5 separate regions of the Homo sapiens genome follow, and all the other regions are linked to region 5. Evidence: chromatin loops called from intact Hi-C (ENCODE). Cell type or tissue: natural killer cell. All regions are shown on one strand. Each heading gives the region's core, and the rest is flanking DNA. Links, peaks and the distances in the headings are about the cores only.

Region 1 (6,050 bases), core at 670-5,669, 100 kb after region 5:
TCTGCTCATGGGATAGGTACATCTTCATCTTCACTAGTAATGTAAAATTGTTGACGTCCTGCTAGCGGTGTGTGTGGAGCTCTTGTTCCACATTTTCACCAGTACTTGCTCCTAACAGACTGAAAATTCTGCCAGTAGCATCACTTTATGTTGGAATTGCAATATAGAAATGGAGGATGACAGTTCATGATGGGTGTTGTGTTGTTTAGGTTGAAAATGAGTGAGAGTTTTGTCACCTGGCCTAGCAGGAAAGTAAAAATGCTCTGGTACCAAAGAAAAAATTATTTGTTTATTTGTTTTTTTATGGGAAAATAGTCAAAATTAAGGAAAATTTGAGGCCATTAGTGATATTGTGAAGTGTATATTTGGTCACTGTTTTCTGGCAAACAGCTCCTAAAATCCTTGGAATCTCCAAAGTAGTAAACGTCTAGAGGATGGGGACTGGTCATGGGAAAGAGAGGATTAGAGGGTTGGGACTTTGAGCCTTATCTCCCAGTCTTTGGGGAGAGAAAAGGGGACTGAAGGTTAAGTTGATCACCAGTGGCCAGTGATTTAATCAATCATGCTTATGTAATGAGGCCTCCATAAAAAGTCAAGAGGACAGAGTTTGGAGAGCTTCTAGATAGCTGAACATGTGCAGGTTCCTGGAGGGTGGCAGGGCACAGAAGCCGTGGACGCTCCACGCCCTTTCCTTCATACCTCACCCTGTGTATCTCTTCATCTGTATCCTTTAAAACATCCTTTATAATGAAGTAGTAAACATAACTGTTTCCCTGGGTTCTGTGAGCTGCTGTAGCAAATGAGTCAAACCCAAGGAGGGGGTTGTGGAGATCCCGATTTATAGCCGGTGGGTTAGAAGCACATACCACAACCTGGGGCCTGTGACTCATGTCTTAAGTGGGGAGCAGTTTTGTGAAACTAAGCCCTCAACCTGTAGGATCTGACACTATCTCTAGGTAGATATTGGCACCAAATTGAATTGAACTGGAGAACAGCCAGCTGTGTCCACTGCAAAATTGCTTGCTTGCTTGCTTGATATGTGGGGAAACAAAACCCACACATCTGGTGTCAGAAGCATGTTGTAAGAGTAGAGGAGAAACTAAGTTTGTTTATTCCTCTGTCCACACCATTATTTTAAAGAGTCGAGTGTTTGAGGCACAAAACAAATAGTGACAAGAATGGATGATTAACCAGCAACCATGTTAGAACAGAAACAGATTTCAAACAGTTGAGATAGTTAAGAAAAACAAAGTTAGGGAACAGTTTAGTGGGTTTGGAAAAGTAGAAATGGTATAAATAATCAGTCTCTTCTATAAGAGTTATGCAGATCCACTAATTGTTAGCAGTATTTTTATTTTAGCAGTGAACCTATATAGAAAATACAAGTCTTAAGAGAGAAGCAAGATGGCTAGAAAATGATGAAGGGACTTAGAGGGGAGTGCATTTAGTGCGTCCAGATTAAGGAATAAACCTGGTGGAACGGTGAATACTCAGAATGTGTAGGCTGGTTGTACACAGGACCATTTTGTTTCACTTGGGCTGGAAATCAGCATGTCGAGTCAGCTTTTGTCACAAAGAATTATGGCAGAGCTGTTTCCTGGGCTTATTTCATGTGTGTACCATCATTACTTGCTGGGTCAGTTTGGGTTGTATTGAGCCAGAACTGGGGCAGGGCATGAAGCCACCCTTGGGCCATCATTACCTGGAATCTTCTAAGGCAGCTCCATCGGAGCTCTCAGGGACAGGCCAGTTCTGCTTAGTGCTGGGACAAAGTGCTTCTGCCAGAGCTGCCGATTGATGACTCTTGCTGGTGGATGAGCAAGAGTTTACATCCTCTGACTGTTCTAAGCCTGTATATGTGAGTAGAGCTGTCATTGCTGAAAAAATAAGCTGCCTTCTAGCCCAAAGAATGTGTTAATATTATATTTTTTATGCAAAACTGAAGTGTAACTGCCACTTCTGCATCATGATAAAGACATTCGTATTTGACTTGACAGAGCAAACCCCTCCACAGCTGGAGGAGAACAGTGGTGATCCCCTGTGACCTCACATTCATCTGCACCTCTAACCCTAGCCACTCCTTCAGGATCCTCTTGTGACACCGGTCTGTTGTTGGATTCTACTTGTTACATGCCCTTTTCAGTGGGCATTCCTGTCTTTCTTCTGATGACCTGCATTGCAGATGTCTATCTGTGGTGTTACCTGTCCTCATCATGTTTAGGCAGCCACTTACACAACTGTGCAAGCCTATTTCTCACTCCTACCAGCCCCAAAAGATATGAAGTGTTTTGTGTGCCAGGGCTCTCAGATAATGTCACTTATATAGTTCCAAAGTAGATCACCTCTGCAGCCATTTATGGTTTCAGATCTTTATTCTCACATGTAACAAAAGCTACGGCTTTGCCACAGTTGGGGATGATTTGTGAGGTATGAATTATGAATAGACAGGTAGCTAGAATGGATAGAGTCATTGGTCCACTTAGGAAGTCATAGCTTACTTAGATACCTCCCTGTCCAGCCACTTGCATGCAGTCTCTTTCTACCCTTGCCTTCTTGATCTGGCACCCCCCCATGCTTCTCTTTTCTCCCCAGCTTCAGTATGTGTCTATCAAGACCCAGTTTCACTCCTGCTTAATACTGGATAAGTATCAGTTGTATAATGTGCAAATGCTTTTGCTTATAGGTCTCAGATTTAGCCAGATCTGGGTTAAAATGCAGTTAAACCTAGCACTGAGGCCTTAGGCAAATAACTTTACCTCCCTTCATTGATGATGATGATAATACCCAGCACAGGATGTTGATGGATCAAAGGTCATTTGCATATTGCACCTAGGAAAGCTTTAGGCACCATAGTGAGGGCTCAGTAGAATGGACTCATAGTTGTTTAAGATTTGGCTTCTGACTGCTTCTCAAGCTCAGCCACTTACCCAGCTACACATTTCAATCCCATTAAACTATAAGCTCCTTTTGAGCAGGGAGCCTGTCTTCTTCAGCCTTAGCACCCAAAGCCTCGAAATATGCTTGGCACATATTTGAATGCTCCATAAATATGGCCATAAATCAAATAAGCCGTAAGAACACTTACGGTTCTTTGAGGGTATCATGGTGTTCCACACCTCTGTGCCCTCAGATATGCTATTCCCTTGCCTGCAGTGCCCATCTCCTCCCTGCCTGGGCTAATATCCAGTCACTTTCTCAATTGCTGACCTGGATGAATTAGAACTCCCTCTGTGTCCCCTCTCCAACCTGAGTCCCTCGATTTACTTGTCTGTCTCCCTCTTAAGTATATATTAGCTCCCTGAGGACAGAGGCCATGTGTACTTGACTTTATACCGGCAGCCCTTAGCACAGTGCCTGTCACATAAAGGGGATCAAAATATGCTTGTTGAATAAAGGCTAGAGCTGGGGCTGAATATAAATAAAAGGGTATGTGCAGAGAAACAAAAATGCAAAGGAAATGAAACAGTTGAAAACTGGTGATTTGTTACTATGGTGATTTCGGAGTAACTTTTGTTTGGGGTAGGGGGGGTCGTTTCTTCATTCTTGTTATTGTTTTCTTCTAACTTCATCTCCAGCAGCTCAGAAGGAGAACAGCTGTACCTAGCAACCCTGTAGGGTAGAGCCAGAGAGAAGTGGAGCCTCCCTGTGATGAGGGAGGAGGGTCAAGACCACAGCATGTCATGAATGCCAGAGTTGGTTGAGCCAGATCATAAGTTGTTCTTCATTTTAGCAACAAAGGAAAGTGGAGGACATAGGTCTTCTGAAAACTGTAGTAAGAAAGAGTACTTTAAACCATAGGGCAAAAAATTAAATAAAAACTGTAGGACACAGCAATGCCTAGCTCTTCTCACATCATTAAAACTCTCATAATGTACCTTCTCAAGGCTCTGGCACAGCAGGGGTCATCTGAGCATTTAGAGCCAAACCTGAGCACTTGGTCAGGTCATTCCATGAGTCCTCATAATTCCTGAGGTTCAGCTGAGGGCCAAGAGCTGCCTGTCTGTCTGTGGACTCAGTGGTTCTGCTCAATGTGTGCAAAAGGTCTTTGGGCTCCTTCAGCATTGGTGTGAACCCTGGAGGGCTCCTTGTTGAAGCTCACATTTTTTTGTTTGTTTGTTTGTTTGTTTTTTGTTTGTTTGAGACAGGGTCTCACTCTGTCACCCAGGCTGGAGTGTAGTAGCACGAACATGGCTCATTGCAACTTCAATATCCCGGGCTCAAGTGATCCTCCCGCCCCAGCCCCCCAAGTAACTGAGACTACAGGCACATACCACCATGCCTGGCTAATGTTTGTATATTTGTAGAGATGGGGTTTCTCCATGTTGCCCAGGCTGGTCTCCAATTCCTGGCTTCAAGTATTCCGCCCACCTCAGCCTCCCAAAGTGCTGGGATTACAGGCATGAGCCACCGTGCCTGGCTTGGAAGCCCACTTTGCTCCACTGATGAGGGAACTGGACTTCAGAACTTCAGAGTGACACGCTTTGTGCCACGGGGCTACTCAGCAGCCTGGTTCCAGGCTAATGCACTGATGAGGAAACTGGGCTCCAGAACTTCAGAGTGACACGCTCTGTACCACAGGGCTACTCAGCAACCTGGTTCTGGGCTAATGCACTGATGAGGAAACTGGGCTCCAGAACTTCAGAGTGATACGCTCTGTGCCACAGGGCTACTCAGCATCCTGGTTCTGGGCTAATGCACTGCTTACAGACCTTCTCTAAAACAGAAGACTTAATTCCAGACTAAGATGTCCCGGAGACTTGGGAACAAATGCTAAGCTGGACTTAGAAAATGGCTAGGAGCAGAGCACGCTTCTCAAAAAACAGCATGGTGTAGTAGGTAGAAGATGCAAGCGTATTAGATCTAGATTCATGTCCAGGTCCCACGGCCTGAGTAACTCTGGGAAAGTTACTCCAATTCTGTGGGCCCAAGGTTCCTTGACTGTAAAATATACTTGTAAGGTTGCTCTGAGGATTAAATGAGATAGCATATGTAAAAGGTCAAGCAGAAAATAAGTTCTCAAAAAGTGGTAGGCATTGTTATTGTTACTGTTGTTGTTATCCTACTAACTTGCCTTAATTCAAGTTTAACTGTTTGTGTCAAAGGTAATCAGAAGTTCTTATTGGTTCTCGGGAGTGGGGAGACACGTGGCCCACACAGCCACCCTTTGACCTCTGTATTAGATTCACTTCCTCCGTGTGTTGCTGCAGACTCCCTGTTATAACAAAGATCCCACTGCATGCCCTCCCCCATCTCCTCCCAAAGAAGCAGTGGCCCACACAAGATCAATATTCATGCCTCTCGTGTTGGGGTCAGTGGTGGGTGCTTTCGGGTAGACGAGCAGCTGTGCTCCGTGAAGCTGTCCGGGGCCCAGGTTCCTTCCATCCTGTGGTCCTGCTGTTCCCTGTTGGGTTGCCATTGTCTGTCTGTTGAAGCCAGTTCACCAGCACCACACCCACTTCCCAGCCCACAGGAAGCAGGAAGGAAAGTGGAGGACGACCAGCTCCCTTTTGAAGGATTCAGGAGTTGAATATATTATACCCAGTCACAAGGAGTTGACTAGAATTAAGTGATCTGGCCACACCTAGCTGCAAGAGAGTCTGAGAATGCAGTCTTCAGCTGCAAAGCCAGAGGCTCACTAAAGCTATTATGATGGAGGAGGGTGGGGTGGATTTGGTGGGACAGCGAGGGGATAGCAGGCAGCCTGCACACCCTTCACCTGCCTTCACCCGCCTTCACCCTCCACCGCTCGCTTACTTTCAGTGACGTGGATTTGGGCTGCAAGATTGCCAAGGCCGTGTCCCTTTAGACCCAGGGCAACCCTGCCTGATACCAGAATCCTGCAAGCACCTAGGAAAAAGGGAAGATTAACTGCTGTGCCATTTTTAAGGAGTGAACTTAAGGTTTAATCACTCTGTAGGACAACAGTATAAAAAAACATTGTATTCTCTACCTCATTCATAGGCCAAGTGAAAAGTCACTATTAAATTGCTTCACCATAACTTTTACAAGCAGTAGTGTTCGCAGAATGTATGCTGGTATGTAAACCCAGT
Region 2 (6,050 bases), core at 480-5,479, 85 kb after region 5:
ATTTGCCGACATGAGGTAAGTGTTATGTCTGAAAGTTCCAGAGATCACAGTTTATACATTGAAGAAAGGTAGTAAAAGGTTTGCGAAGACCTCCTTCCCCGTGGGAGAGGTGCCCTACTGTGCATGCCGGGAGTTGGCTGTGGGTCATGGGCACAGTACCCCTCACCCAAATGATTCTTCCCAACCATCAAGAAAGTAAACCCCAACTTGGGGCCCAGAAATATTCAGACAGTAGAAGAGTTCCACATTCAGACAGACGATAAAAGAAATATCTTCATATTGCCTAGCATTGAATTTGATAAGGAATAGAGGAACAGTATTGTCCTTCTGACCGGGCTCTGTCTCTTGCTGCCTAAAATTTTATTATCATTGCATTTAAAAAAATCAAAGTTCAGTCTTACTAGAATGGATAGAATGGGTAAGTGTAGCTTCTAGTTTGGTGAGTCCTTCACTGTTTCTTCCTACTAACCTCCCTAGCTCAGTCTGGCTAAGGGCAGGGCCTCCATGATGACCAGCAAAACTTCTCTCTGGTTAAGCTGAGCTTGGTTTGTTAAGCAACTATACCCAACATGTTTATATCAAAAGCACCTGTGTTTCTCAGTGTTTCTGGAATCCCAACTTAAGTGAGGCCGGAGCTAATGCTGTATTTCAGTAAATACCACATTAGATCACACTTTTAAGCAGCCATGTCAAACAATTGACTTAAATTGAAATTACTTTCAGCTAACACTTCCCCACAAATTGTTTTTACACATGCTGCTGCTAAACCACATGTCCACCGTCCTGTACTTAGGCAACTTTTTTTTTTTTTTGGTTTAGGCCCTCACATTTGTCCTTACTAATTTTATCATGTCAGTTGTGGCCTAATACTCCAGCCTACCAAGATATTTTTATATCTTGAGATTGTCACTCCTGTCCCTTCAAAAGTTTGTTCCATCTGAATATTTCACCATACAAATTTTCAATATCTTCATCTAAGATGTTGACAAGTTTTTGAAGAGCTCAGAGCCCCATTTTAGGCCTCCTGAGACCACCTTCTAGGTGGACCTGAGCTCACCAATCAGCCCCACTTAAATATTATAATTCACTTCATTGTTCTAGTATCTAGCCCACATTTTCCTATCTTATTCCCAAAGGTATTATGAGAGGCCTTTTTGGATAATGCATTACTGAAATCTGTAAAGAACCACACTTCTCTGACCCCTGTCAAAATAGAAAGTGGCATGACTATTCCTCCTATGAAAGCATCCTGTATGGAGGATCAGACCAAATGCTAAAACACTTTAGTAGGTTTACCTAAATACAGCTTGTCTTTCATATATCATGCCTTGACACTTCTTCTGCAAGACCAGTTTTTTCTGTAAGACTAATTGATATTGAGATTTCAATATATATAGAAATGGGACTAAATTTTATCCAAAGCTATTTTTGCCTCTATTTTGGGGGCATTCAAGTTAATTTCCCCCACTTACACTAAACTGTCAAATACTAGAATGTGGAAGCTTGAATATTAGAGATAAGTAAGTGCCCAGTTCCATTCCACCAGTTCACAGCCCTGTCTATCCCTCCATCCCACCCTCACCACCACCCTCCTAAAGCAAGATTATTAACACTGAACTGGACTGCTAAAACTTCTTCCTAGCATCTTTCAGGTGCTTTTGTGGCAGAGCCATTCTGCATGGAGCTGCCAGACCAAGTGTCATTCTTGCTTAGAACTCTTCAGAGCCTCCCCTCTGAGCTCCAAATTCAGTCCAAGTCCTCTCTTGGCTGCTTGCCTGATCAGAGGAGCCACTGCCTCCCCACTCAGACCCTATTCCACCTGGTGGACTTGTCACTCTTCCCTAAATGTCTTCCATGCCTCCCTGATGCCCATCTTTGCCCTGGCTTTTCCTGTGGCCAGGAATGTCTCAACCCTGCTCTAGATTTAGAAATCTTGCTTCTTTCTCAAACAACAAAATGTCTCTCCTCAATGGAGCCTTGACTGATCTCTCCATTGGAAGTGACTTCTTTTTCCACTAAGCTCCTGTTAGCACCCTACAACTTCCAACTGACAATTGTCTTGCATAGAATTATTTGTACACTTGTTTTATCAAAAGCTGCTCCAGTGGGCTGATAGCTTATTCATCTTTTTAATTCACCAAGGGCTGAGCATTTAGTAGAGAGGATGTATTTGTTGGATGGATCATGGGTAGATGGATAGATGGAGGAATGGATGGAGTTGAGGTTTAAGAGAGGATAAATAACTTGCCAAGATCACGAAGTTGGACTAATAGAATTAATAATAGACTCAGTTCCCAAATTCAGTATTAACATATTTGTCTAGCACCACTCCACATTCTCTTCCATGGTTTTGCTTTGAACTTTTGGTAGAAGCCTTAGTAATAAACATCCAGTTTTATAAAATAAAGTCTTATATTTGTTTATATTATAAATTTATTACTCCTTGATTTACATGCTTAGGAATATAAATCTGAGAAAAATACATGGTAGGATTTTCCTACCACATTCTAAAAGCTTAAGAAATATCTGAAGCTAAGCATGGTGGCTCATGCCTGTAATCCCAGCACTTTGAGAGGCCGAGGCAAGAGGGTTGCTTGAGCTCAGGAGTTCAACACCAGCCTGGGCAACATAGTGAGACCTTGTTTCTACCAAAAAAAAAGATTATTTACATGTGGTGGTGCACAACTGTAGTCCCAGGTACTGGGAGGCGTAGGTAGAAGGATAGCTTGAGCCCAGGAGGTTGAGGCTGCAGGGAGCTGTGATTGTGCCACTGCACTCCAGCCTAGATGACCGAGCAAGATGCTGTCTCAAAAAAAAAAAGAAAGAATTTGAATGGAGACACTGCCACTTCTGCACATCTGTCCTATATGATTTAAAATATCTCTGAATACCTTGAAAACACTGATCTTTTCAACTCTAAAACTCAGAATTCTCTTAATAAAATAGTATGCTGTAGTTATACTGTGTCAGCAGTTTTGGGGGGTTTTTGTTGTTAATTGTTTGTTGTTTTTGTGAGACATGGGCTAGGGATCTGATGTTAAAAATAGACATTAAGCCCCAGGACAAAATGGCCATTCTACCTAGAGACAGCAGTTCTGGCGTTCTGAGGCCACAGTGTAACATAAACATGATGTTGTCAACCTGAGCCAGGGCTGATTTGCCTCATTTGAATCTGAAAGGGAGCCCACATCCTTCCTGTTGCTACACAAAGATGCTGAAAAGAATTCACAGAGAAAACAAATGGACTAATGCGTGTTATGTTTCCCAGAAGTTCTGTCCCCAGTGCCCCCAAAATAGTAAAATAGTTGGGAATGAGGTTGAGCAAGAAAAGAATAAAGGAATAAAAGTATACAATGCCAAGGAAAGGCCAATAGAAACTATTCTTTTTGCTTTGCTTCTCTTGGTGTTTTTTTCCAGTGTGACTCTGTAGATAATGGCAAAGAGAAATGCAGGGTCATTTTTTCCATTTTCAAGTAAAACTTATTTTGCACAATAGACCCACTGAGGCTTGCACTCATTCATGTCTACGACTCCCATCTCTCCAGTCTCAACAAAAGTGAAGGTGGCCATTGTGTCCTTTCATTGTTCTGTGACTTTGCTGCCCCTTTCTTGCTTTTTAAAATAAGTTCCTTAGAAGTATGGAATGGCGGGAACGCATGCCCTTTGTTTCAGCAATTCAGTCAAAATTTCCCAACTTGCCTTCAATGTTAGTAAAAAAAAAAAAAAAAAAATGACATGAATTGTACTGGCATGAATCTAGGTGGTCTGGCCAACAAAGAAAGGAAAGGAGGGAAGAAAATGAGGAAAGGAGGAGAGAGGAAGAGCCTGCATCCCTAAAATTTCTTTTCTCAACAAATATTTACTTGGTTACCTCTATTACAGGCATTTATGGTCATTGTATTAATTCATTCTCACATTACTGTAAAGAAATACCTGAGACTGAGTAATTTATAAAGAAAAGAGGTATAATTGGCTCGTGGTTCTGCAGGTTGTACAGGAAGCATAGCGGCTTCTGCTTCCAGGGAGGCCTCCGGAAGCTTCCAATCATGGCGGAAGGCAAAGGGGAAGCGAGGCATCTCACATGGTGGGAGCAGGAGAGAGGGCTAGGAGAAAGGTGCTACCCACTTTTAAACAACCAGATCTCACAAGAACTCACTGTCATGAGGACAGTACCAAGGAGGATGGTGCTAAACCATTCATGAGAAACTACCCCCATGACCCAATTACCTCCCACCAGGCCTCACCTCCAAAGTTGGGGATTATAATTCGACATGAGATTTGGACGGAGACATACATGCAAACTGTATCGGTTATGTTGCAGAAAGTCAGAATGGAAGGAATCTGGAGCCAAGTACATAAAGGCAGGAGCTACTTCAAAACGGACATATATGTTAGTAGCAGTTGTACATGCTGTCACTCTTGGATCAGAAGTTAAAGATGTCAGACTTAAACTGGATGTAACAGGGAAATTCTACAGATGTGGGGATGCAAATTATGGGATTTTTTTTTTTTCCAGGAGAAATCATGCAGTCTTCCTAGAGGTCTCCATCATAAGCGAGTTTTCCATCATGTAGGTCATTTATCCCTGTCATTTCTTAATTCCATATTTGTTTCCACACACAGATTTTGAACATATATTTTGAACATATATTTATTTAAAATATTTGTTTTTATCTAGCATTGTGCTGAAAGTTTTACCCTATTATAATTGTGTTATCTACATTTAAGTTTTTTACCTTTTAAGGAAAAGAAAAAGGAGAAACTCTACAATCATGCAAAAAGTATATAATTTGCCTGGGAGATGCAGAATAACTTCTAGCAGATAATTACATGCTTTGAACATGAAAAGAAATAGGGTAGAACCTGAACTAAAAGAGGACCAGGTTCTGTTCTCCCTCCCTCAGGGGAGGATATTTTAGAATATTTTGTGTTCATGTTTTAATAAGCTTTTGTTGGATTATTAAGGTGCATTTAAGTTTTTCCATCTTAGAAGTATTCGGCTGGTGCAAAAGTAATTACCAATTACTAATATAATCTTGTCAAGTAAAACCCACTCATTGGGGTACATAGAGCAAGCATCCTCTTTTCCGTAGGGCAGCTCAGTCTGTGTATCATAAACATGATTATCATTGCCATTCAATTTTAGCTGTTGCTCCAGAGAGACTTAAAGGCATGTCACATGTGAGAGATCAGCAGGCAATATTTGGGGCTATGAATATTGAGCAAATATTAAGGTTTTTTTAAAGTTCACCTTCACTCATGATTTACCTGCCCTAAGGAATTTGCCACAGATTCCAAATGTCAGCACTAGAAGAAGTGTCCGAGATGATCTGGATGAACCATTATAGTGACTGAGGCCCAGGAAGAGTGAGTGGTTTACCTTAGGTAACCAGCAGGTCAGGGTAGAATGCATGTTTCTGTTCAGTCATTTTATTCACCTCCTAGGAAACATATTGCAGTGCAGTTGGTTTGCCACTTTTGATCAAATGCACCAAATCTTCAATTTGGATTAATCTTTTCAATTACTGAGTATACCGGTCCTTTCCCATAGACTTAGAACAAACTACAAATGCAGGCAACACAGGTAATTAATTTTAAATTACCGAGTAGCCACATTTAAAAAGCAAAAAGAAACACATGAAAGTAATGTTAATATTTTTAAATTTAAGACGACCTGTGTAAAATATTATCATTTCAACATGTAATCATATTTTAAAATTTATTAAACATTTTACATTCTTTTTTCATGCTGTCTTTGAAACCTGGTTATATGCTTTATACTTACATTACATCTCATCTTGAACCAGCCACATGTGGTTAGTGCTTGCTTACCCTATTAGCACAGGTCTATATGGATGAACAGGTCCAAGCTCTACACCAAACCACAGGCCCCTAACCCTTGAGATCAAAAATGTCTCTGAGTACTAGTTCCCATTTCTTTGAATTTTTGCTCTTGATACGCCATGCATGTCTCCTGAAAACCCAGAGAGGTGAGCAAGCATGAACTGCTATAAAATGAGTGTGTCTGTTGAAAACATGGTCCAGCTCCT
Region 3 (5,517 bases), core at 504-5,503, 69 kb after region 5:
TGTTCTTCATACTCCCTAAGCTAAAGTTTTCAGTCTACAAGCAGTCACCATAATGCTTTACCCTGACCTGTCACCTTGTCACCCACAATGTTTCTTCCCATCTGAACCACCCCAGCTTCCCACCATCAGCCACATTTAACAAGTGAAGAAGTAAAGGTCTGAATCAGCACTGTCCAATAGAAACCAAAGTCAAGCAGCATGTACAATTTAAAGCTATCTAGAAGCCAGTTTAGAAGAAAGTAGAATGAAATGAGTAAAATTAAACTTTACATTTTATTTAACCCAATATATGTCCAAAATATTATCATTTACCATACAGTCAGTATGTTAAATTATTGAGATATTTTTGTACTAAGTCTTTGAAACTTCATATGTAGTTTACATTTACAGCGTATCTCAATTTGTACAAGCCACTTGAAATGTGCCCAGTGTGGCTACTGGCTATGGTGTTGGGCAGCACAGCAGTACAGAAGACATAGTCCAAGGTCACACCCAGCTATGTTCTTTAATTTAAATCTCAAGAGAAACTTGATCTGCTTTTTTGCCCTCCCCCCATCTAAAACCACATATTCCTGTCCTCTTTGTGCCATTCTCCCCCTCTCCAGCTAACTCTAATTACAGAGAGATGCTTGGTTTGGTCATAACTGCTAGCTCAGCAGTTTTCTACCAGCCCTGGCAGCTGGTGAGACCAACATACACTGCCTGTAAATGATAGTGTAAAGCATACTTTTAAACTTCTCCACAGCAGAGTTTCCATAATTTTCTTTCTCTTAGAAGTAATTCATTGGCATTTTTCAAAGCCAGGGTGTGTGTGTTTTTTTTTAATTCATTCTTTCTTAAAGTCCCATCTTAATCAATGGATTCATAAAATATTTACTAGCTAGTAATCTCCCCAGGACCACAGCAGAACAAGCAGGCCTTGTGTCTGTTTTTTATACCAGTTATACCTCTGTTTTGATTAACAGTGGTTAGGTTTCTTTTTTCCAACTAGTCAAATAGTCTCCCAATATGTCAGTCCCATTTTGAGTATTACTCACAATGAAATATCAGTAAAGGTTAGATTCCATTTCCACTAAATGTCAAGTCTCTGACCACTGACCCCACTACTTGAATTATTAGATTATAATCACAATCTCAGGGGAGAAAATGACAAAAGAATGGCGACAGACTCCTGGAGTTTGTTGTGATAGACTTTACTAAAATACAAACCCTTAGCTGTAAGAATTGAAATTCAAATAGGGAAAAGATTGTCCCATATTACTAATTAGAGGCCAGAACCCCACATCTTCCAACATTCTCAGTTAAGTGAAGGCTAGAGGAGATCATGTTTTTTGATATCTTTCAGTAACTGAAGGATGGCACTGCAAAGCCAGCCCTCTTGTAATACAAATGAATTTTCTTACATTCCCTTCAGTGCTGTATCCTTTGGATTTTGACTTGATGTCAACCTCACTATTCACAGATCCCCTAAAATCCACCATTTAAAAAACTTCAGGTGTGGGGTTGCATTTGGAATTAGAACAGTGTTGTTGTGAGTGGCTTGGTTTCTTCTCTTTCCCCACCATTTCCCTAGAGTAATACACACTTAGAGCCCCCAAATCACAATCCTTTTATCCCATGCTGATTCAAAGCCTTTTCATTTCTTTAAGTGGATATCTCATGTTCATTTCAAAATGTCATTTAGCAGCTGTATTTCTGCTAAATAACCAGAAATTATAGTTGACTCCAGCCAAGTGGCTGAGTACCTAGATTTTGTTTCCAAGTATGGTGCTGAGCAGAAATGTTTTGGTTTCATCCTCAATATTAATAGTTGACTGAGAGTGATGGATGGGCCTGGGGATGAGAAAAGGAAAGGAAATATAAAATATAGTGGCAGAGCATCATCTGCTTCAGGGACTCTTGACCTGGGGTTTTTACCAGAATTACCTGAGATGATATTAAAAATCCAGGTTCCCAGGCCCCACTGTCCCTCCATTCATTCGGAGTCCCGGAGAACAGGGCCCTGGCAAGTGTGTAGGAACCACCTGCTCTTACTCAATTGTATCCACTTATCAATACTTAGGGAGAATTTTACTGTATACAAATTACACCTCAATAAGCTTGTCCTGAAATCTGTTTGTACACATGCATATAAATTTTTGAAAGTTTTGACTTTCCCTACCATGAGGAGTATATTGACTGTCAAACGTTCTGGAGTCTGAAGACAAACTCACAGTTGAAACAATCATTCATTCACTCAGTAAACATGTAAGGAACAGTGCTGGGCATTGTTCCTAGTCTGGGAAAACAGAGATACATCCAGACACAGCATATACCTCGAAGGAGTTTGTTTAATGGATAAGAACCATATCCAACAATTATGCCACAGTGTGAAAAGTATATCTATAGAGCAAAAAGGGAGGAATCCCCAACAACCACATACACGCATGTGTGCACACACACATACATGCACATATTCCCACTTCCACCCCCCTGCTTTTTGAAGGTAGAAGAGATAGGCTGTGTTGTGAAAATTTTATAGAAAAGCCACAGCACGTGATTCCTGAGGTGTGAGTAGGCAAGGAAGTGAAAAGTGTGCTGCCTGTTTTTCAAAGGAGTAGCTCTCAGAATTTGATTCTAACGTCAAAAAAAAGTTTTTACACCCTCATTAGTTTTAAGGGGATTTTAACAACCCCTGATGTGATTCAGTTTGCTTATCCTGATCTATCTAGTCCCAGCACAGGTCTCAGTGCTGGCACACAGTAGGTGCCAGAATAGAAGTGATGCTTTTAGCAGTTTTGTCTCTCTTCTAACAAACCATTAGCCACAATTGTATCTTAGAGTACACACGTAATTTTCAAGATAGCACCTAAGGGCCAGGCAGGGTGACCCATGCCTGTAATCCCAGCACTTTGGGAGGCCAAGGTGGGTGGATCACAAGGTCAGGAGATCGAGACCATCCTGGCTGACATGGTGAAACCCCATCTCTACTAAAAATACAAAAAATTAGCTGGGTGTGGTGGTGCATGCCTGTAGTCCCAGCTACTCGGAGGCTGAGACAGGAGAATCACTTGAACCCGGGAGGCAGAGGTTGCAGTGAGCTGAGATTGCGCCACTGCACTCCAGCCTGGGCAACAGAGCGAGACTTCATCTAAAAGAAAAATAAAAAAATAGTGCCCAAGTTATCTTTGTAAGTATTGCTTCCAAAATACCAAAAATCTTTGCCCTTGAAGGAGAGCACATTTAAGAAAATGTGAATTATTCTACTGGCATGGTATGTTTTGATTTTTATATATTAAGGGAATTAACTCTTTCTTACCTGATTTTTACTCTTGTTTTTCAATATACCTGAAGTTTTAGAAGAGCAGCTATGTCAAAAGATCAAATGATCATAGCATGACTTACTTTGTCATTTAAAGGTAGACACAGAAAACAGCATTGTATTTTCCTGGATACTGGGTGATCTTGTTGGATTTGGGGAGCAGAGGTTATTTGAGAGCAGCTGTTTATATTGCATTAAAAATATAGTCGATGTTGGGGTGGCTGCTTACCTAGGACAACTATATCCCCTATATATTTTTGCAGCTTTATGTGTAAATTATGATCATTGGTTACTTTGATATTGTAGGACACAATAGGAGAATTCCCAACTTGACCCTTTGACTGTGTTGTGATAGGAAAAGACATTATATGATTTGGCTGTGTCATCACCCAGATCTCATCTTGAATTGTAGTTTCCATAATCCCCACATGTCATGGGAGGGACCCGGTGGGAAGTAATTGAATCTTAGGGGCAGTTACCCCCGTGCTGCTGTTTTCGTGATAGTAAGTGAGTTCTCACGAGATTTGATGGTTTTATAAGGGGCTTTTCCCTCTTTGCTTGGCAATTCTCCTTCCTGCCATCACGTGAGGAAGGATGTGATTGCTTCCCCTTCTGCCATGATTGTAAGTTTCCTGAGGCCTTCCCAGCCATGCTTAACTGTGAGTCAATTTAACCTCTGTCCTTCACAAATTATCCAGTCTCATGTATGTCTTTATTAGCAGTGTGAGAATGGACTAATATAGACAGCAAGAGCTGGTTTACATATGGCTTTGTTTAGAAGGCTGAATGATATTTCTAGAGGTGCCCTGTGCATTGGAAATTTTTTGTGGTTAATCTGCCTGCTTTCCAACCCTAAAAGCAATGTACATTCCAGGCTCTGTTAAGATAGCCATTCTGACTGGGAGGAAAATAGATGATGGTGTGGGAGGTGAGCTTGAGGTTAAATGGCAGGAAGGGCAGGGCATTAACTTTGCTACTGGGCATGTGCTTGCATCTGAGCTCCATTGCTGACCAGCTGTGGGGTCTTGGGCAAGTGACCACCCTGCTGTGACTCAACTTTCTCATGTCCAAAATGGTATTGTTTTGAGGATTAAAAGAGAAGAAGTGTGGTGCTGACATGATGCCTGACACTCATAAGTGCTTACTCTGTGTCATGTCTCTTCACTTTTCCCTTTTTACACATATATCAATCTTGTCATTCTCTTGTTTCAGAACTTCTCAAGGCTCCTGTTATTCCCCCAAGAAAGGCCTAAACACCTTAACCTGGCATCTGAGGCCTTTTATGATCTGTCTGTCCAACCCACCTCTTTAACACATCTAACTCTTTCACTTCAAATGTGATCCTGTAGCAAAACCAAACCATCTCTGTGCCCTTGGAGGGCTTTGAACACTCATTTTCTAACCTCTTGGGATGCCTTCCTGCTGTCGCTTAGAGTCTAAGTCTAATCTGCTGCAAGGATCTTTTTTTTTTTTTTTTAATTTCTAGTCAGTCTCTGCTTATCCAGCAAGGCTCATCTTAAGTGTCACTTCTTCCTAGTCCATCAGGCTAGAAAATTCACCTCTGTGTCCAGTACTGTGTCTTTTTCATCATAGGTGCTTAAAAATAACTGAAGTGTTATGAATAAGTCTTAGAACATATTCATAGATAACACACGCCAGAGAAATAGGTAAAGGTTCCTTCCAGGTGGGCATTTATGTCAGGGGAAAGGCCTGGGTGGCTTCAACAACAGAATCATATTTTCTCATAGTCTGGAGACTGAAAGTCCAAGTTCATGGTGCAGGCAGGGCCAGGGTCTGGTGAGCCTCCCTCCTCGTCTTGCAGATGGCCACTGTCTCTGGTGTCCCCACATGGCCTTTTTCTCTCTGCAAGTTCCCCTGCTGTCTCTTCCCCTTCCTATAAGAAGACCAGCCCTATTGGATCAGGGCCCTACCTCTTTGAACTTATTTTTCATCAACCTCCTTTAAGGCCCCCTTCTCCAAATACAGTTACATTGGGGGTTAGGGCTTCAACACATGCATTTGAGGGGACACAATTCAGTCCATCACACATAGGTATAAAAATTCTTCTGATCCTCTGAGAGTGTGTGTGCTCATGTGTGCACACACCCTGTGTGCAGGTCTCCTCTGTTACAAGCATTCGTTCCTGGCCTCATTCAGGAAACCCACAGGATAGCAAATGGCCTTGCTCCCTTGCGGTGGCCCAGCTTGGCCTGCCT
Region 4 (6,050 bases), core at 578-5,577, 120 kb after region 5:
CGTCTGTGTTTCTCTGTAACCTCCTTTGATTCTCCCCTCAGCTCCTGGAACATGGAACATAAAAGCCCTCAGTGAGAACTTGTCAGCTGATGCAAGGAGAGAGTGGGGTGCTGGTCTTCATGTGCCTTGCCTTCCACACAGTGGGGCTGGCTTGGCTTCATTTTTAAATTGTTTTTAAAGAAGGGAATCTGGTCATGGAGTGTTAAATAAGAATAGGCATGACCTTACGGGCACCCACATTTTTGTTTTAAGCCAATCTCTTTTCTTACCTTTCAAAGAAATCTAAGGAAAGAAGGAAAGTTGCCAAATGAGCCTAGCTTTGCATGGTCAGACCTCTGAATGCTAACTCTCCTGAGGAAAGTCCCACTTGGGATGGGGCAGAAAGACAAGCCCCACTCTTCTCTGTGGTCCTTGAATAGTGCCATGACACATTTCTTCCCTTGGAACTACCTACACAGCAAATTGGCAGCTTGGTAAAAAAGGTGGACTCTGGCCGGGTGCAGTAGCTCATGCCTGTAATCCCAGCACTTTGGAAGGCTGAGGTGGGTGGATCACTTGAGCGCAGGAGTTTGAGACCATCCTGGCCAACATGGCGAAACCCCGTCTCTACTAAAAAATACAAAAAATTAGCCAGGCGTGGTGGTGGGCGCCTGTAATCCCAGCTACTCGGGAGGCTGAGGCAGGAGAAGTGCTTAAACCCGGGAGGCGGAGGCTGCAGTGAGCCGAGATCACGCCATTGCACTCCAGCTTGGGCAACAAGAGTGAATCTCCATCTCAAAAGAAAAAAAAAAAAGTGGGCTCCCTGTCATTTCTGTAGGTCATAGCAGGCACTCTGAAGTGCAGAGAGACCAGAATGAAAAGGCAGACTGCAGGGAACTACTATTAGTTATCAACTGCTGTATAACAAATTGCCACAAAACTTAGCAGCTTAAAACAAAACACATTTAATTTCTTTTTTTTTTCAATTTCAGATGTTTTTTATTCAGAGGTTCTTAAAAGAAATAAAACAGAAAAGCTAACAGTCTGATCAAACATACAGCTCAAAAATGTCTTTTGACGTTTAACAACAAGTCCTAGGAAAGAAAACTACAGAGTTATCTTGAATGGGGTAAATAAGTTACCACTGGCAAGTCTGTGGCACTAGTAAAACAAAAATAAAAAATTAAATCTCGGCCAGGCGCAGTGGCTTACACCTGTAATCCCAGCACTTTGGGAGGCTGAGGCAGGCAGATCACGATGTCAGGAGTTCAAGACCAGCCTGCCCAACATGGTGAAACCCCGTCTCTACTAAAAATACAAAAAATTAGCTGGGCATGGTGGCAGGCACCTGTAATCTCAGCTACTCGGGAGGCTGAGGCAGGAGAATCACTTGAACCCGGGAGGCGGAGGTTGCAGTGAGCTGAGATTATGCCACTGCACTCCAGCCTGGGCGACAAGAGTGAAACTCCATCTCAAAAAAAAAAAAAAAAAATTAACTCTCTTGATCATATAGATATCTCTATATCTCTTTTTTTCAATCGGGTACAAAAGATCTTTCTTCATAATTTTTTTTATAATTTAATGGCTATCTACTATATGATGTTTAACTAATTTTTTTTTTAATATACAGAGGTTATGTTTCCCAAATCTTACCCAGACGAGTATGGCACTTAGTTAGACATTTCTGGCAACAGATTTCCCCTCCCCTCTAACCAAACTATCAAATTTCTGCCTTAACTAATGCAGAAGTATCAACTAGTGGGAGACCCAGGTTTATAACTGTACTAGGTACACAGAGGGTGCTGCGTTCAGCCTGGGCTTTCACAAAGCAGTAATATTCCAGGGAGCATAGAACCAGTGATACCGTGACTTTTAAAAAATAAAACAAAAACAAATTTATCTTATGACTATGTAATTTTCACTAGAATCTACACTTCTCAGAGCAGCCAGGACTTTGGAAACTATGAAATGTCACTGACATTTATCATCAAATACAAGCATAAAATGTAAGAACTAAAAAATACTCAAAAGAAATAACTGCTTAGCCCTAGCTTCTGAGCTAGGAGGATTTGGGCTGTGGAAACAGGGAGGGCCAGCAACCTGTCCCAGCACAAAAGAAAATAGACTCTGAGGTAGATAACTGATCATACACAGCTGACCAGACAAGTACACAGTTTTGGAAGGCAACTTAATTTACCATTGCTTTTAAGACATATGCAATTGCCTTAATAAAAGAGCTTTAATAACAGTGTATTATCTTATATGTACTAAAATAGAAATAACTGTGTATTTATGAATCAGGAATTTCATAGTTTCAAAACTGGTTTTCTTTACACTTGAACACTTGTAGTGATGACATAAAGTGTGGCACCGCTTGGATCCAAATCTTCCTTCATGCTTTTTTGTTTATGTGTGTCCATACATCAATTAAAATTATAAAACCTAAATTTACAGTTTCTGTGGGTCAGGAATCTGCGAATGGTCAGTTCGGTCCTTCAGAATCTCTCACAGGCTGTAATCAAGGTACGTTGGCTGGGCTATAGTCATCTCACAGTTTAGCTGAGAATGATCTGCTTCCAAACTCATGTAGTGCTGGCAGGATTCGGTGCCTCGCTGGCTGTTGGCCAGAGGCCACCCTCAGTTCTTGGTCACATGGGCCTCACCAGCATGGCGCCTTGCTTCATCAAAGTACACAAGCTGAAGTGGCAATAGAGAGAGTCTGCTAGAAAGACGGAAGTCACCATCTTTTGAAGCCTAGTCACTTAAGGGACTGCACATTCTGTTGAGTAGAAGCAAGTCGTTAGATCCAGCCCACACTCAAGGGGAGGGGCTTGCACGAGACTGAATACTAGGAGGCAGGAGTCACTGGGGACTATGCTAGAATTATGCCTGTTGGGTTGGGCACAGTAGGTCACACCTATAATCCCAGCACTTTGGGAGGCCAAGCCAGGGGGATCACTTGCACCCAGGAATTCGAGACCAGCCTGGGCAACATAGTGAGACCCCCGTCTCTATTTGAAAAAAAAAAAAGAATTATGCCTAATTATATGGAGGAAATCCTAGGCCAAATGACACTGGATATTCTCTGCTGCTGCTAGCAAACTTCTGTAAACCAGGAAGGGCCTCTCTAGAGAGCCAGATGAGAGGACATAGGGTGGGTGTGAGGAAGAGTGAGTGCTACAAGACAGTGTGAGGAGAGGTGAGTTCAAGGTAGGGGGAGGACAAGGGAGAGGGTTCCATTTTCAGCAGTGGGGCGAGCAGCACAAAACTGCAAAATGAACTGCAGATGCCAAGGGCAGTACATCCTCTAATTGGGGTGAATATTACAGAAACGGTCTTCTCTAAATTTCCCCAAGCTGCAGGAGGCATTTCCTATTACGTTCTATGTTACTGTTTTACCAGGAGAAAGGGTGGTGCATTTTACCCAGAAACTAACATAGGCTCCAAGTGGAGGAGAAGATACGACCAGCAAAGGATGTCAGTAACTGCTGCAGAGCCCTGCAAACCTGAACCCTGACGCTGACGCTGCCCTTTTGTTTGGGATGCAATTTTAATATTTCCCTGCTCCTCAGCCCTCATTAAAAGCTATTACAGAAAGAAGCCCTTCAGGTCTAGGTTTCTTTCAGATACAGTAAGGCTTCCCCTACAAAGACCAAGGCATAAACACAGCCCTGTGACTGTGGTTTTGACACGTTAATTACAACACTTCATCATGTTATTAGTGCTGGCTAGATGTAGATTGTGAGAATGAGATTTTAGTGAAGATTTAATTTCTTGGAATTAATTTCCCCTTGTGTAATAATCTCCCTTCTTGTGAATTTCGTTTCGGCAGGAGTGACACTCTTTGTGGCCCTTTATGACTATGAAGCACGGACAGAAGATGACCTGAGTTTTCACAAAGGAGAAAAATTTCAAATATTGAACAGCTCGTAAGTTTGGAGAGGGAGGAGAAGCATGTATACCTTTCAGGTTGGGAAGGGGTCTTGCATTTCTGGTCTGCATCTCTTCAGATGTCTGAAATGCTAAAAGAACATTTGCTAAATTCACTGGTTTACAACAATATACTTTGAGAAAAAGAAGAGTCAGTGACACAGTGCAGTATTTTATGGCACTGTGTGTCCAAGGAGATTTTTGGAGAGTACCAAAAATACTAGCACAGTCCATGTTTATTGGTTTTGGTTTAGGTTTAAAGGTTGTAAAATCACCAGCATCGCTCTCCACAGCCCTGAGTGTTTCTACAAACCTACAGTTTCAAGTGATTGGCACAAGCCTTGGCTACCCACGTTTCGTGCTCTCTGCCTTGAGATTTTCTTCACATTTCAGATGTTACACTAGCTAAGCCCTCACTTGAGGCTTGCAACAAGTTCTTTATTTTATAAACTGCTAAACATTTCTTTGGTGAAGCCTGTGGAGGCGTTTCCCTATAACAAAAATTTGGGAGTGACTGGAATCTTTTGGAGCTAGAAGAAGTGATTTTACCCACTCTTGAATGAATATGCTGCATGGTTGTTTAATGTTGGCCAGGAGGAACAACAGTTAAACAAGCAGTGGGGAGATTTCAAGAGTGAGGATCACTCACTTTTCAAATCCTACATTCAGTACCTCCATAAGAAGAGTAAACACGGGTCAGATTTTCTTAGGGTTTATAAATACTGCCTCTATTAGATTGAGGCAGTGTATGTGGATGAGGCCCTTCAGAAAAAAATCTAGGTTCTGAAGAAAGTGTGGGGGGGTGGGGTTCCACATCAGCAAGCCAGGCATCTCCAGCGTCCCTATGAGTGCTCCCGGTGGTTGGGAAAGAATGCCACCCAGGGGCTGAGGGGCACACCAGGAAGTTCTTCTATGCCACCAAGTCTGGTTGCTTCTCCTCTGCTCTCTGAGCAAATCAGATTCCATGTTGGCAGAAGGACTTGGAGCCAGGCTCCTCAGCTTTCCCAGAAGGATATGCCAGAGGGAGTAAGAGGCAGCCCTGGTCACACTGCACATCCCAGGAAAGAGGAGTGCTGATTGCCACAGGGACCTCCTTCAGGCCTGAAAACTGCCTCCTTGGAAAGCCCACCCTTTTCTTGAATGCCCCCTGGCTCACAGAACCATGCAGTGAGAATATGCCGCCTTTCAACAGCAAGAACTGAATACTGCCATAAAGGGCCAACGACTCTCTTCGAGACATCAGAAGGCACAGTCTACATAGCCACAGGGTTTTCAAACATATATTAGGATTGTCATCATTAACAAAGGTGTGGGGTGGTGTTTTTTTAACTTTTTGTTGGAACACATGCAGAAAAGTGCACGTATCAAAAGTGTACACAGTGATGTTGCACAACAGTGTGAACGTACTTACTGCCGCTCAACTGTACACTTAAAAATGATTAAAATGATAAATTTTATGTTGCCTATATTTTACCACAATTTTCAAAAAGTATACAGTTTGCTGAATTTTCACAAGCTGAACATGCCTGTGTGGCCACCAGCCAGGTCAAGAAGAGTGTTACCTGCCCCCCAGGAGTCCTCCTCCTGTAGCCACAGGAAGTTTTTAAAAAATAATAAACAGCTACCATTCATTGAAGGCTCCTGATGTACCAGCCATGAGCTAAGTTACAAACATTCTCATGCATTCTTCCACTACTGTCTGAGGTATGCATCGACGTCATCGTTTGATATCTGAGGAGCCAGAGGCCCAGATTAGGAAACTGCCCCAGAGCACAGAGCTGGCAGGTGGCAGAGCCCAGGGCGAGGTGCAGGGAGGCATCCTGAGAACAGTGTCAGGTTTGATCTGGGAAAGGCCCAGATACTTTATCAAAGGGGATGGGAACCTTCAAGTGACAGGAAGCTTTGGAGAGTTGACTGGGGCTGGGGAGGAGGGGATTGGGCTTTGATCTCTCTGGGTATACCTCCTTGCTGTTATTTTGCTGCTTGTTGGAGTCCATTAACTTTGAATTCTGAAATCCTCCGCCCCTTAGCCTCCCCTACATGCCAAGGTTGATTAGAAATTTCAAGACTATTTGTAAACTTTCAACTGCAAGAACCAAGGAATAGTAAGAGTGCAGACCCAGCTCTCAGGAGGCTTTGTC
Region 5 (6,050 bases), core at 521-5,520:
ACCCGAGTCTGGAGCAGAGATGGGACAAGCACTTATTACACTAGCCCACACCTTCCGCTTTGTTCCTGCAGACCCCCAAGCTGTCTCTGGTGATACAAGCCTCTAGGTCATCTTCCATTTGAGAGCCCTTCAGTACCTGAAAACCCAACCCCTGAAAAATCCTTTTTTCCTAGTCCAAGAGCCCTAGTTCTTATAACTTTCTTGCATTAGCTGGTGTCAGGAATCCCGTCATTCTGGTCACTTCCTCCTGGATACATTGCCTTTATATCACTGTCTTTTTGAAAACATGGCTCTTGGACATGAACACGGTACTTACAAGATGGTTTGACCAGTGTAGAGTAAGAGGTTACTATCAGGTCTCCTTAGGTGCACATTTTCTGCATCAGTATAGGCTATACTGATGCAGACCAATATTACATCTCTCATCGAGTCACTTTATCATATCTTCAGCTTGCATTGAGCTTATGTGTGATAAAAATCCTTAGGACTTCTTAAGTATGAATTGCTTTAAACTCATCTCCTTTCCCCATGCTACATAGGAGATCTGGATTTCTGTCAGTAGCTGGATGGTATAGCTTGGGATCCAGAATATAGACCAGATAGGGATCTAGAGAACAAACAGATCCATGAGCTGGGGCATGCTCATGGGAATGGTACCAGCAGCAGAGTAAACAGAAGGCAGTTTGGATAATCTGGTAAGACATAGTACAGAGGAAACTCTTCTATAGGTGGCTGTCTAGATGGACAGAAGTTTGGCAGCAGAAATGTATGGCTGGGCATGTCGTAGAGCCAGATGAGAGGCATGCAGATGTGCAGGGACTTCAGTTCAGAAGCTAATGCAAAGAGCTGAGTCCAAAAGAATGAGTTATAGAGTCAACTACTGAAATGAGGTAGGCCCCAAGACAGATACTTGAGCCCAGAGTAAAAGGAAGCCCCGGTCTGAAGTCAGAATCGTAAAATTGATATGATTCTGAATGTCTGTGGCTGAAAGCCATACCCACCCAGAGTCTGGAGACAGGATCACTGGCAGAACTTGTAAACAGGATGAGTTGTTTCCATTCAGTAAACAACTGAACGTGAGGCAAGTGATAACACCATCCTATCCACACATACCATAGATTATTTACAATTGAAAGCAAGATTTTATCTGTTAATTTGGAGAGGAAGATGGTGTTCTTTTGGTCAGTTGTGGCTGTCATTCTAACCTATTTAAGTCTTTTAAAATCTCTATTCTGTCGTCCAATTAATTAACTATCTCCTTTCAACTGTGAATTATTTGTGACTGCTATAAGCACATCTTGATGAAAACATTGACCAGGGACAAATGTGCAAAGCCCTGTTCCAAGGACCTCTCTCCAGGTCAGTGTTGTTCTTCTGTGATGTTAGTGTCTTTGGGTATGGCCATTCAGTCACTGAGGCCACTAAAGTGAATTATCACTTGGACCAGGGTTTCCCATCTTGCTTGGATATGTTTTTGAGTGACTATCAGGTGCTTTGCTGACATCAAGGTATTCTGCATTTGTGATCTGTCATAATAGTCTTGTGAAACTGCCCTGAGATGGAGCAGTACCATGGGAAGGGAAAGTTGGTAGGGTGCTTAGTCAGTCACTACTGTGAGTGGAGAGGTCCCTGGATGTCCTCATTGATGTTAGTAGGTTTAAATCTTGAGTCCCACTTCCTGTAACATACCCAAATATTAGCCCATGGGTGATTTTTTTAAAGGAGGGACTGGAATCTTGCATTCAGATGAGGAGTACTAATCTTACTAGGGTAATGAGGGTTAAGTGTTCACCTCTACTAAAGACTGATCCTCCTTTGTGGGTATGTGTGGTCTGTGGAGAGCAGCTCCCACTGTTGGGTGAGCATGATGGCTTTTCGGAAGATCTAGGGGCGTTCATTAAGTTGTGAAATGTGTCACTACTGAATACAGTCAGAGTGTAAAGTGAAAGAAAGTGAGATGCTGCGTGGATCAGTGATGATAACAGAAGGGATAAAACAGCAATTTGTGCATTTGCATAGTCCCTCCAGATAAGGCTGCCATGAGAAAGTGAGATGGTTTCAGGGTGGAACATGAGGCAGCGTCGTGTGGTGGAAAGTATGTGAGCCTTGGGGGCTTGAGGAAGTCCTGACCGTCTCACCAAAGAGCTAGGCCACGGGAGAAGCTGACAGTCATCAAGAGTAAGGTGCAACTGTGAAGAGTGTCTGAAGTGGAGGCACAAAGTGCCGTGAAATCCCCAACAGGAGTTAGATGAAGAGATGCCAGTGAGGGGAGAAAATCATCATCATTTACCAACTTCTACTTGTTGTACCCCCTTTCTTTGGTCAGTACTGGCCATGGATGGACTAACTCCCAACTTTGACGTCGAGTGGATTCATACACAGGGTAGAAGAATGGCAAGAGGGAAGGCACCTGTCCGTATTGTTTTTTCTGTTGCTGTGTGTCAACATAGATAATGCTACGGTAATTGAAGACAAAACCTTTGTGTCGGGGGAGGATTTTGTCCATCTTTAGAATATTCTAAAGAGTAGGAGTAGGGGAAATGTAATTTAAAAAAAAAGCAAAACTGAAGTACCTGCCACTTTCCCCATTCTACTGTTACCAGATGAGGGAAAAAACATTTTTTTCTTTTACAAGAGAGTTTGATGTACATCAAAGTGCCGCTTACCGCAAAAAAGTAAATTTGATAATGAGAAAAAGTTTAAACAGCCCTTAGGTATTGAAAATAAAGTAACTTATAAAACCCACTCGTAAAGTTTAGAAGTCGTTATGGTGACCGCAGTGAGGTGCTAGGTGTGGGAAGGCCTCACTGGTAAAGTGTCAGGAGTGTTTTTTTTATATATGGCCCATGAACTGGTAGGACAAAAAACTTTTGACAGTTATCATAATATTTATTCTGTTTTCTTATATTTGGTATTAATAAATATTGGCTAACTAGCCAATCATATATCTTTACAGTATTCCATTTTTACAGTGGCCAAGAAAATATAATTAGGCTTTTGTGTTTTCTAGATGATACTGTTTAATAACAACAACAAATACTATATAATGTTCTTGGCTCATTTCAGAACCAACAGAGCAAAATGTGTCCGTTCAGAAAAAAGCATTTGTTGTTTTTCTTTGTTTCTTTTTTGAGACACAATCTCACTTTGTCAACCAGGCTGGAGTGCAGTGACACAGTCACGGTTCACTGCAGCCTCAACCTCCTGGGCGATCCTCCCACCTCAGCCTCCCTAGCAGCTGGGACTACAGGTGCCTGCTACAGCGCCTGGCTAATATTTTTTATTATTTTTGTAGAAACAGTGTCTCCCTATGTTGCCCAGGCTGGTCTTGAACTCCTGGGCTCAATTCATCCTCCCACCTTGACCTTCGAAAGATCTGAGATTACAGACATGAACCACCGCGCACAGCCTAGCATTTGTTTTGTTGTTGTTGTTGTTGTTGTTGGAAATATAATTTAAAAATTTTTCTTTTGGGGGCTAAAGCCCAAATCAGTTAATATCTGAGGCCTATTTGCATGTAAATATTAGGCAACCATCATTCACTGGATGTTTAACCCATGAGTATCACTCCATATCTCAGCTGAGATTCGAGATAGTGAATGACAGGTTTTCATATTTTCCGTCATATCGCCATCTCCTATGATCATTGAGAGCGTTCTTCACCCACATTGGAGGAATTGGCCACCTCAGATGCCTTTCTCTGAAGGCCTACTGTGTTTTCTCTTTCCTCACAACCAGGTCCCTGAGACCAGTTCTTGTCACCTTTCACTTTGGAATCACCTTCACTCACCTGGCATTTCAGAGTTGTCTTTCAGTTTCTCTGTTTCTTGCTGAACTCAGAATCCTGCATGGAGGGTATCCATTCAGCCTGGCCCTTTAACTGTACCAGTGTCTTGCTCCTCGTGGAGCCAAAGTTTGCTTTACAGTATGCCACCACCTGCAGAAACCTGTCCTTACTTTTCTTGTTTTTGTTTTTCACATTCATCCTGTGGGATATGATGAGGTTTCTCTTCCAATAATCTGATCAATCTTTTGTTCTTTAATTCATAGAACCCCTCCCCCCACACACTTTTCTCCTTTTTCTCCTTTTTTCCTTTTTGCCTTTGTTAGATGCCCAGGCACGCCACAGTACCAGGCGTTATCAGTACCAGCTCACATTCCTTTCCTTATTTGGAAAGAGGACTAACTTTCTAGCTCATTACAGACACCCCTTCCCCTTCCCCTCCACTTTCTTTTACGTGCCCACCTTATCTAAAAAAAAATCAAATGTTTAGCCAACTGGGATTAGTTTAGATTGTATGAACCGACCCTGGCCAATGGGGAAAGGGTACAGGGGCAGGACTTGCTTCAGGAATAAAGGCTCTCATGACCCTTTGTTCAGGTGTGTTCTCATGGCGACTGGCCAAGGAGGCACCCCTCTGCGCAGAAGTAAAATTGCTTTGCTAAGAATTCTTTGTTCGAGTGTTCAATTTCCTTAGGATTTTGAGCATTATTCCTAACAATCCTTCACTTTAGTATCACTTTAGTATTTCAGTGATCAAATGAAAATAGGGTCATTAAAGTGAAAATGGAGATTTGCTATTTTGTTTTCATGTTACAATGCAGATGGTGTGAAACATTTTTTAAGAAAAACCAAATTACCTAGATTCAGATCTTTAGGACAGTAGTTACAGTTTCTCTGGTTGTTATAGGTAATCTACTAAATAGTTGAGAAAAATTGAAATGAAAAAACAGCTGAATTCACTTGCCTTTGAATTAACTTACCAATTTTAATTTTTGAGTAGGAAATAAGAAAAGCTTTTAGAATAAACATTCCTGAAATAGAATAAATCCAATAAAAATTCCTATTTTGTCTAAATTCAGGCCATGGTACCAAGACCAGGAACTCCTAACTGTGGGTGAAGCAGAAAAATAAACTCTGAGTTTACTCTTAAAATGGGGATAGGGGAAGGTGGAGAATTATGCCAAGTTGAGAGTCTGGGTGTCTGAGAGATGGGTAGGTCTGGGATTATTCTATAGGAATGAGGAAGGAAGAAGGGGTGGTTTGGGGAAGTCAGTAGTAGTGAGGTACCACTCAGTAGTAATTGGGGCAGCAGTAATACAACTGATAAACTTTTGTGAACAGGAGGCAACCCTGGGGTTGGCTTGTGGGTGGGAGACCTAGGCCAGCACTGCCGCCTGCAGCTCCTGAGTACAACTCAGCAAAAGGTGTCTGCACTCTGGGCAGACAGATTAGAAATGGGCACTCCTTGCACGTTCCCTTGCAGCAAGGTTGGCACCACCTTCTGTACATCCCTGCTGGGTTTCACCTTCCCATCAGCAGTAGCCTGGATAAACGCAGGTGAGTCCTTGTAGAGAACAGAGGTCATCAATGTTGAGTCTTCTGTTTGATTGGAGCTGGGAGGCAGAAGGAGCAAGTGCTCCAACTAAGACGAGTCCAAGCCCAAGGCCCTACAGAGGGTCAGAGTACTGGGAAGGAGGCACTGAGGAAGGTGGGCCCAGGGCTCAGGGTAACATAAGAATTTTTTTTAATATGAGGCATACAAAGGAATAGGTGTGTGTATGTGTATCCACACTCACTCACACATCTACATTGTGTGTGTGTGAGAGAGAAATAAACAATCCTCTTACTCATCCTGCAGCTTGGAAGCCCCTGTGAGTTCACTCTCCACACCCTTCTCCTTCAATGGAACCAGTATTCTAAATTTCATGTTTATCATTTCCTTGCTTTTCTCTGTAAGTTTGTTTCCCTAAACAATTTATTGCTAACTTTTATTTACCTTGGGACTATATATAAATGGTCTTCTTCTACCATTTGCTTATTTCCATCAACATTTGTTAAGATTCATTCAACATTTTTAAGATTCATTCCTACTGATGCATGAAGCATCATGCATCAAATTTATTTATCTTCACTGCTGTCTGGTCCACTCATTGTATGAGTGGAAGACCACTTTATCCCTTCTCTCAAGAACAGTTGGGACATTTCCAGTTTTGCTATTTAAATAGTGTGCTATGAACATTCTTGAATGTGCATCCTGCTGCAGTTT

Evidence for each region. Peaks named below come from ENCODE experiments on the same cell type or tissue, not always from the same donor. Only the 100,000 strongest peaks of a DNase experiment are listed, where the experiment ranks them.
Region 1: a loop joins it to region 5, with 2.3 times the contacts of the local background. A loop is called at or near these places in 4 of 110 quality-filtered maps.
Region 2: a loop joins it to region 5, with 2.5 times the contacts of the local background. A loop is called at or near these places in 7 of 110 quality-filtered maps.
Region 3: it touches region 5 in a loop (3-fold over the local background); 7 of 110 quality-filtered maps call a loop at or near these places.
Region 4: it touches region 5 in a loop (3-fold over the local background); 6 of 110 quality-filtered maps call a loop at or near these places.

The regions. Positions count from the first base shown.
Region 1 is chr6:111,732,175-111,738,224 of GRCh38, reverse strand. All of the region lies in intron 3 of FYN (FYN proto-oncogene, Src family tyrosine kinase), which reads left to right. Among named protein-coding and RNA genes, the nearest start is that of TRAF3IP2, 130 kb to the right of the region's middle. RefSeq lists an enhancer at 5,937-6,050. In natural killer cell, for the core only: no CTCF peak of the experiment used is centred there; DNase peaks (open chromatin) are centred at 854, 2,841 and 3,554; H3K27ac peaks cover 5,000 bases.
Region 2 is chr6:111,748,399-111,754,448 of GRCh38, reverse strand. All of the region lies in intron 3 of FYN (FYN proto-oncogene, Src family tyrosine kinase), which reads left to right. Among named protein-coding and RNA genes, the nearest start is that of FYN, 120 kb to the left of the region's middle. RefSeq lists an enhancer at 2,909-3,481. In natural killer cell, for the core only: no CTCF peak of the experiment used is centred there; DNase peaks (open chromatin) are centred at 670, 2,732, 3,138 and 4,133; H3K27ac peaks cover 5,000 bases.
Region 3 is chr6:111,765,036-111,770,552 of GRCh38, reverse strand. All of the region lies in intron 3 of FYN (FYN proto-oncogene, Src family tyrosine kinase), which reads left to right. Among named protein-coding and RNA genes, the nearest start is that of FYN, 110 kb to the left of the region's middle. RefSeq lists an enhancer at 5,468-5,517. In natural killer cell, for the core only: no CTCF peak of the experiment used is centred there; DNase peaks (open chromatin) are centred at 2,522 and 4,666; H3K27ac peaks cover 5,000 bases.
Region 4 is chr6:111,712,205-111,718,254 of GRCh38, reverse strand. FYN (FYN proto-oncogene, Src family tyrosine kinase) reads left to right here. Exons shown (of 14, transcript NM_002037.5): 5 at 3,812-3,908. Among named protein-coding and RNA genes, the nearest start is that of TRAF3IP2, 110 kb to the right of the region's middle. In natural killer cell, for the core only: no CTCF peak of the experiment used is centred there; DNase peaks (open chromatin) are centred at 2,654 and 3,644; H3K27ac peaks cover 3,341 bases.
Region 5 is chr6:111,833,843-111,839,892 of GRCh38, reverse strand. All of the region lies in intron 2 of FYN (FYN proto-oncogene, Src family tyrosine kinase), which reads left to right. Among named protein-coding and RNA genes, the nearest start is that of FYN, 37 kb to the left of the region's middle. RefSeq lists an enhancer at 1,882-1,971. In natural killer cell, for the core only: no CTCF peak of the experiment used is centred there; DNase peaks (open chromatin) are centred at 1,902, 1,972, 2,712, 5,167 and 1 weaker place; H3K27ac peaks cover 4,202 bases.